Linked DNA regions of Homo sapiens: region 1 is linked to region 2. Evidence: read pairs that join two places in POLR2A ChIA-PET (ENCODE). Cell type or tissue: GM12878. All regions are shown on one strand. Each heading gives the region's core, and the rest is flanking DNA. Links, peaks and the distances in the headings are about the cores only. Region 1 overlaps HECW2 (HECT, C2 and WW domain containing E3 ubiquitin protein ligase 2). Region 2 overlaps STK17B (serine/threonine kinase 17b).

Region 1 (4,402 bases), core at 326-4,325, 230 kb after region 2:
AGAGAGGGCTTGTGCAGGGGAACTCCCCTTTATAAAACCATCAGATCTCATGAGACTTATTCACTATCATGAGAACAGCATGGGAAAGACCCACCTCCACGATTCACTTACCTCCCACTGGGTTCCTCCCACAATACGTGGGAACTGTGGGAGCCACAGTTCAAGATGAGATTTGGGTGGGAACATAGCCAAACCATATCATGCAGATTTTCCTGAAATATCCTCAGCATAGTTAATGCATGAATGAAGCAAAGTTTCCATTTTACAAATTTCTCATGCAATAACAATTGCAACATCTGAAAGCACTTAAAATAAGTTTTTCTCACTGTTTCTTACCAGCAGATTAAGTCAATACTGCTAAGCCAAATTAGAAAATGTGAACCAAACAAACAAGCAAAATACAAAAGAGAAAAAAAGGAAAGAAAATCAAGAAGTATATATTTTCTTGGCACAAGTTTACTCAGATGCAGTCTCACAAAGCATTTCTGCAATTATTTTAAAAACAAGTTCCACTGTTAAATCTGTGTTCAGATTAGTTTTGCACGTATTACTCTAAGAGTAGCAAAATCACAACTGTCTCCTCTTTGGCCTTTCCTTGGGTTGGGAGTCAATGGGACTGCCATAAGTAGAGCAGAGTGGTTAAAAACCCAAGCTCAGAAGTCAGATTCCTAAGTTTAAATTCAGGCCCTACCATGTCATCTTTTTGTCATCTTGGCTAAATCACTTTAATTCCCATTGCCTAGGGCTGAAATAGCATATATACTGCACCACCACCCCCATACACACACAATTTCATACAATGTGCTTTTATTTATGAAAAGAAACACGGAAATGATAAAGAAGAAGCCACCACAAATGGTTACCTACAGAGAGAATAAGTGTTCAGAGTGGAGATACCAGGGATAAAATATAAAACTACTCTTAAAACACCTTCTTGTATAGCTTTCCCCATTGGCCCAATTAGAATATTTTCAAAACCCTGCAATTCATTAGAACACATGAAAATAAAATGTTTAAACACGAGTTCATAGCAATATTAAAATATATGTAGCCCCTAAATAAAATAAAAGTAAAACTCATTAGTCACAATTGACAATAACTAGGGCACCAATGCCCACATATTCTGAAAACTGTCATTGAAAATTAAAGAATTAAGCATCATTTTGCTTTTCCAGAATGAACAGTATTTCAAAGGTACTAACAAGCCATGAGGAGAAGTGCTTTTTACATAAGAATTCCAGGAAATAAGTACAGAAGAAATAAGATAATTACAAAATTCATAATTTTTCAATGCATAAGAAAATAATATATTTGAAAACATTAGACAAAAAAATCAATGAGAAACATTCTAACGAAGACATTACGCTGCCACAACTTGAACCCACTAATCAATCTTAGCATCACGAAGAATGGGGCAGTCAGACTCTTGTGTAACTTTTGATGGAATGCAACATGAAGTACACAGCACCACCAAAGAAGCATCCTTGGGGAAAAACATTAACTTGATGATATTCAAGACCCTTTTGGTTAACCTCCAATTTATAAGAAATAAGGGAGTCAGTGGAACAAGTTAAAAGACAATACCAGTGAGCAAAAAAAAAAACAAATCCTGAATGTGAGACATTCTCAAGGACAACAGATACAGTTGTCACTGGCACTGTGAAAAATGAAAGGAAAAAATGATAGTGAAAAGAGTCAGATAAAACTAATGCACTCTAAATAAGTCTATTTTTATTTACAGTTCAAAAACAGGCAAAACTAACCTACAATCAAGCCTTAAGGAGGCTGTGATTGGGAGTATGAGAAGGACTTTTGAGGTGCTGAGAATACTCTATGTCCTGATCTGGGTGGCAGTTATACAGGTCTACACATACGTAAATGTTCATTACACAGTACACTTAAGATTATGGCAACTTGGCTGGGCGTGGTGGCTCATGCCTGTAATCCCAGCACTTTGGGAGGTCGAGGCGGGTGGATCACGAGGTCAGGAGATCGAAACCATCCTGGCTAACATGGTGAAACCCCGTCTCTACTAAAAATACAAAAAATTAGCCAGGCGTGGTGGCGGGCGCCTGTAGTCCCAGCTACTCAGGAGGCTGAGGCAGGAGGATGGCATGAACCCGGGAGGCAGAGCTTGCAGTGAGCTGAGATCACACCACTGCACTCCAGCCTGGGCGACAGAGCAATACTCCGTCTCAAAAAAAAAAAAAAAAAAACAAAAAGATTATGGCACCTTAAGGACTTTCCTAAATATGTGCAATTCCTCAATAAAACAATAAAAGAGACATAATTAGCCTATGGTGTTTGAAGTCAGGACAATGGTTACCTTTAAGGAAGAGTGTTACTGAGAAGATGCAAGAGCCATAAATTTATGATGATTTTACTTCTCTGCATGTATGCTATTCTCCAGCAAAAAAAAAAAAAAAAGGATGAGGGGAGAAGGTACTGCTCTACATTAAAGGTGACATAATAAATAAATTGTTAACTGGATTTTGCTTAAATCAATTATTTTTGAGAAACAGTGAAATTTTAATATTAGATAATTCTTGTGTATAATATTAAGCATAATAAAGACATTTTGCTTATTTAAGAAAATATCCCTATTAGAAGTTCATAGGGGTGAAGCAGTTGTCCTGTGTGGCTATTTAAGTCCCTGCTCAGTTCACTCAGTGGTTGGATAACAAATGCACAAAGATTTGCTTAAATGCACTCAATCAGTAAGTCCCCCAGCCTTTGCTGATGGGCTGTGTGTGTTTGATGGAACACTCCTTCAGTACTCTAAGCAGTTTATAGCTCTGCCTTAACTTTTACTTCCTGCTTGCACAGAGCCTGAAGGTCAGGCACAGAAGAAAATAAGGTCTCTCCTGGGTATGCACACAGCCCTTTGTATGCATTTGGCTTTCCCAATTCCCAGGAATATATTTGAGCTTTTCAAAGCCTGCTATGCACATCTCTTTCTCTATATTGTCCTTTTCCGTTTTTTTCTGTTAGTCCCTTATGTGCCCCAAGTGGTATTGCCACCTCAGGTAAGTGCAGTGTTAAACAACTGTCATTGGTTGTTTTTGAAAAGTGTTCTGGTGATAGGGTTGTTTGCACCAAAGAAGCTATGAGCCAGGTTAACGAAAGTCCTGCAAATGGGGCTTTTCCAGAGAGCTGCCAGACATGTCAGGTAGTGACAATTCTCTAACAGGGATGAGGTTTTTGGGGAAGCTCCAAACCCATTCTGCTGCCGTTAGTGGCTCGTAAGGTGTGTTTGTTTTCATGACTACCATGGTTGCAGAGCTTCTGGTTTTCAGTTATTGCAGAGCTGGGGAGACAGGAATGATAAAAGGCAAGTCATAATAAAATGTTACACAGCCAAAGCCTACTGTGCTGAGTTCAACCTGTTTCTTGAATAAATGCTCCTCATGTACTTGAAAGCTTTTGGCTGATTTCCAGAGTTCTAAAAAAGTTGACTTTTGCAATTTTCTCCAGTGTTTTCATTGCTTTTTTGGGGAGCAGAATGTGGTGGTGGGGGTTCTCACTCTACCATTCCCGAAGTGCTTCTCCTCACAATCATCCCTTGAAGATTAGATTGGGGTAAGAAAACCCCTGACCTAAGCCCCGTAGGAAAACCCTACCCGGCTTCTCAGCTGCCATTTACAATAAGCACAGTTGCTTAAAGCATGATGCTCTTTAGAAAGTCTAAAGTCCCTTAAGACACTGTTCTGTGACCATGAACCTCACCAATCACCCCACATGGTTCTCACGTCACTGAGTCTAAGGATCAGTTCAGCACAAAGTCATCCCTCCTACTAGAAAAATGATTAAATTCAGCATGTCCTACTAACCATGTGGACTATGATAGTAGCTTCTATGAAGGTTTTATCTTCATTTCATAATGCTTTGGTGCCTTAGCTGTTAATAAGTTGTAAATCAGTATAGAAAAATAAAGTAAAATCAATGTCCATATAAAATTCTACCCAAAATCAACCAACAGTGAAATTTTCAAGCAGGTCACTGGTTTCTCATAGCGTCAGGATTATAAAGAAGCAGGTTCCAGTCTATTAATAGCCAGAAAATGTTCCTTATATTATAATAAATAAAAGTAGACGAAAAGTTCTGGGAAGTCAGGAAGCAGACATTTGCCTCCTACCAGGAGGGCAAGAGTTTCCCAGAAATCAGACCCAGCTGAGGTTATAAGGGTCATTAGTAAGGCAACATCCCCATGATAAGGTTCTCTGTGGACCATGACTAGAAGTCTAGTGTGATATAAAGAAGACAGCTTTCCTAAACTGCCAGATTTCCTGCAGAAATCTACTGCAGGACACAGCTGACATTAGTCTTTAACTAGTTTAAACTGAAATAAAATTAAACGTAATATTAAGCAAGACAAAACACTAATGTGATTTAAATATATACA
Region 2 (4,402 bases), core at 268-4,267:
ATTTATTCTTGAATACTTTATGATTATTTACCAACATTTTATATTACAAATTCGTTAAAGTTACTTCAATAACCAGAACACTCCACCAATTCTAAAATTAAAAACAAAATACAAGAAAGTAAAGTGAAAGTATGGAAAGCAATTCCCAGTGCCTAGGAAGAGACAGGATAGCATGGTGCATATAGGAGTGCTTACTGAAATCAAGACTGCCTGGGTTTCACTCTAGCTCTGTCACTAACTAGGCTAGGTGAACTGGGACAAAATGTGCCTCTGTTTCTTCTACTGTAATGTGAATAATAGAATAGCTCCTACTTCATGGTCTAAGAATTAAATTGGATAATCCACATAAAGTATTGAGCACAAACATCCTAGAAGAATCAAAGCAGATCGTTTCAATAAATACTTATCACAGTGTCTGACACACGGTAAATATTCAATAGATAACAGCTATTTTTTTTTTTTTTTCCTGAGACTGAGTCTTGCTCTGTCGCCCAGGCTGGAGTGCAGTAGTGCAATCTCTACTCACCGCAACCTCCCCGTCCTGGGTTCAAGCAATTCTCCTGCCTCAGTCTCCCGAGTTGCTAGGACTACAGGCGCGTGGCACCACACCCGGCTAATTTTTTGTATTTTTTAGTGGAGACTGGGTTTCACCGTGTTAGCCAGGATGGTCTCCATCTCCTGACCTCGTGATCCGCCCGCCTCGGCCTCCCAAAGTGCTGTGATTACAGGCATGAGCCACTGGGCCCAGCCAATATCAGCTATTATAATGAGCCAACAAACATTAATTGCAAATCTAGCCAACATCTCGCCTTTCCAAATTTTGGGACTTTTTGTTGAACTCTGATTTTGAAGGAAATTTTTAAAGTCTTTGCTAAATTAAAATCTATTTTTAGAAACACTATATGGTACATATAAAGATGCACACACTATATTCTTAAGTGAAAAAGGAGAGTTACAATAGAATATGCCCAGTAGATCAAAATGTTGTCTCTAAAAGTACATACGCACAGACCAAAAAATAAGAATAATTTTTAAATACAGGAACATATCATAAAGTAACCATCATTTACATGTGATTTCCCTTTTCTGTATCTCCTAAATTTAACACAATGAATGGGTGTTACTTTTATAATCAGGGAAAGTATCCTCAGAGTTTTTTGCTTGTTTTAATAATAAGATCAAATAAAATACTATGATTGTCAGCCAATCACACTGTCTCTTCCTTTTAGTTTGACAAGCTGACCAATGTATTTCGTAGGACTGCCATTTCTCACACAACAGAGGAACATAGGTGGAGCTACAGAAAATACGAAAATTAGGAAGACTTAAGAGGAGGGAAAGAACTGATAACACAAGCAGCAAATTGCAGAAGTTGGCAGAAATTGGAAAAAGAAACAGAAGCAGTGAGTAGCAAACAAGACTTCTGTTAAGGAAACCACCCTGAGCAGTCACCCAGAGCAGTGACTAAAAAAAAAAAAAAAAAAAAAAAAGACAAAAAAGAAAAAGAAAAATATCTACAGTCAGAAAAGCCGCCTATATCATTATCATTGACCTGGGAGATAAATCAGGTGACTTCTGCTCTTTCTCTCTAAAAAGAGTTTGTCCCTTGCAGGGATATCAACAAAAGAAATTTAGAAATTCAGCATCTATGTTCACTTGCTAATGCATATATACATGTGCTATGTGTGAGAATACGTGATAAGAGTACTTTAGCACAGGTTACACAGTCATGAAAACCTATGTGCTATATATTATCTAGCTCTACATCTGTCTTTTATAGGGAACAGCAAGTAGAGAAGATCTTTTAGAAATATTCCTATAACATAAAGTTAATACATGAAAGATTAAAATCAGAATATTTTCCTATCAAAAATGATAGATTTCTGTGAGTTATAGAGAGCCAAGATTTTCAGTAAAACAAAGTAATATCTCAATTACCCATAAAATGCAAATCTAGTCATATAGCTTTGAAAAGCCATGGTAAAGATTTTTAAAATAAGCATTTATTTCCAGTGATCAAAACGAACTTGTTTTAAAATTTGAATATTAAGAGTCTCTTTAAAATTATATTCCTATGCTAATGGGAGAAACAAAGTCCATGGGATTTTAGAATGGAAAGACATTAGAATATTAACTAGACATATGATGTGAATACCAATCTCCCTTTTTGGAGGATTGTTTTAAAAATCAAATGAGAATACAGATAACGTGCCTATCACAGTGCCTGCCAGAGTGTAAATGTTCAACATACGTTATGGTTGAAATTGTTAAGATCATATTAAAATGTTATTTCTCTGGTGATTGAGATCATTCCAGAAGGTAAGGCTTTCTGTTTTGCATGTTTTGTTACAGTCTCCATCCTTTTCTGTTGGGTACTTAATATTTACTTAGAGATGTTTAGTAGACAAAATTTCTTGACAAAAAGAAAATAGCATTCTCACATAATCTCAGAGTTGTCTCTGATGAATGTAAGTTCCCCTTTTGATTTTCACTATTTCTAGGACAAAGTTTTTGTTCTGTGTTCTCCAAAAGGTAAGTTTTTTTTTTTTGAGACGACTCTCGCTCTGTCGCCCAGACTGGGGTGCAGTGGTGTGATCTCGGCTCACTGCAAGCTCCGCCTCCTGGGTTCACACCACTCTCCTGCCTCAGCCTCCCGAGTAGCTGGGACTACAGGCACCTGGCTAATTTTCTGTATTTTTAGTAGAGATGGGGTTTCACTGTGTTAGCCAGGATGGTCTCGATCTCCTGACCTCGAGATCCGCCCACCTTGGCCTCCCAAAGTGCTGGGATTACAGGTGTGAGCCACCGTGTCCAGCCAAAGGTAAGTATTTTTTATGACCAACTTTAATTTGCTCAAAATGCAGCACTGAAAACTTAGTATGTCCAATTAGATAATACCTTCCTTCCAGAAGTTTTTTAAAAAGATTTTTAATATGTATAGCTATATTTTATTTAATTCTACAAATATGCTTTAAAGACACTTGGTATGGAAAAGTCTTTGTCTCATGGATAGTGGTGATGGAATGACTCAATTATCCTCAAATTTTCCTCCATATGTATAAATAGATCTAATACTACCTTCCAGAAAAGTAAGATTTATATTACTTTCTGAAGAAATAAAAGGCTAAAACAATCATGTAGACTTCATAACTGGCAATGAAATACTTTCCTATGAACTATGTATTAAAATAAGAAGGGAAAGATTTTAATAATTGTTAAAAGTGACAAGCAGGTTGCAAGAATTTGAGATTAATTCACAAAAGTAAACTGATTCAAAAAATAGGTTAGGTAGAGGCAAAACAAAACACAAAAGCAAAAAGAGGCTATAGTTGTTCCAGAAGAAAGTTCTAGATTGATTCATATAATTAGCAAATGTACAAATCAAAAAAGTGCCTTTTTTTTTTTTTTTTTGAGACGAAGTCTCGCTCTATTGCCCAGCCTGGCGCGTAGTGGTGCGATCTCAGCTCACTGCAACCTCTGCCTCCCAGGTTCAAGCAATTCTCCTGCCTCAGCCTCCTGAGTAGCTGGGACTACAGGCATGCGCCAACACGCCCGGCTAATTTTTTGTATTTTTTAGTAGAGACAGGGTTTCACCCTGTTAGCCAGAATAGTCTCCATCTCCTGACCTCATGATCCTCCTGCCCTGGCCTCCCAAAGTGCTGGGATTACAGGCGTGAGCCACCACCCCCGGCCAAAAAAGTGCCTTTTAAAAGTGATTGTGTGCTGCTCATATGGAAGGAAATTTGACAACATCTAATAAAACTACATATGCATTTACTCTTTGACCAGCAATCATTCTTCTAGGAATTTACTCTAAAGCTACATCTCCATAATAATTCCCATTTACAGAAGGTCGACTAAAGCAAGATCCAACCATACAACAGAGTACTATGCAGCCATTTAAGAAACTGGCCATAATAATAGTCAAAAAGATGCCTATGAACTAATGTAGAATGATTTCTGGAATATATTCTTAAGTAAACAAACAAAAATACAAGGTGCAAAGGAGTATATATACTACATTTTCTGTAAGTAAGAATATTAAATATATACAAGTTTGCTTATATATGCAAGAAGAAACATATAAAGAATGAGCCAGAATGAATAAATGTGGTTAGCTACATAGGTATGGTTGGAAGAGAGCAGAAGGAATAGGAATGAGAGCAAGATTTTGCAGTACAGGGGATACATGTTTATACATTTTTTGTGTGGTTTAAAAAAACAATTATTTATTTTTTATTTTTTTAATATATGGAGATGAGGGTCTCAGTTTGTTGCCCAGGCTGGTCTCGAACTCCTGGATTCAAGGGATCCTCCGGCCTCGGCCTCCCAAATTGCTAGGATTACAGGCATGAGCTACTATGCCTGGCCACATTTTTTTAAGTTTTGAATCATGCAAACC

The links. Peaks named below come from ENCODE experiments on the same cell type or tissue, not always from the same donor. Only the 100,000 strongest peaks of a DNase experiment are listed, where the experiment ranks them.
Region 1: POLR2A ChIA-PET joins it to region 2 with 5 read pairs; 1 of 35 experiments calls an interaction of 5 or more read pairs at or near these places.

What each region holds. Positions count from the first base shown.
Region 1 is chr2:196,377,488-196,381,889 of GRCh38, forward strand. All of the region lies in intron 2 of HECW2 (HECT, C2 and WW domain containing E3 ubiquitin protein ligase 2), which reads right to left. Among named protein-coding and RNA genes, the nearest start is that of HECW2-AS1, 120 kb to the left of the region's middle. RefSeq lists enhancers at 1-193, 2,908-3,047. In GM12878, for the core only: no CTCF peak of the experiment used is centred there; a DNase peak (open chromatin) is centred at 2,732; H3K27ac peaks cover 3,780 bases.
Region 2 is chr2:196,148,714-196,153,115 of GRCh38, forward strand. All of the region lies in intron 3 of STK17B (serine/threonine kinase 17b), which reads right to left. Among named protein-coding and RNA genes, the nearest start is that of STK17B, 21 kb to the right of the region's middle. In GM12878, for the core only: no CTCF peak of the experiment used is centred there; DNase peaks (open chromatin) are centred at 1,384 and 2,493; H3K4me3 peaks cover 231 bases; H3K27ac peaks cover 2,377 bases.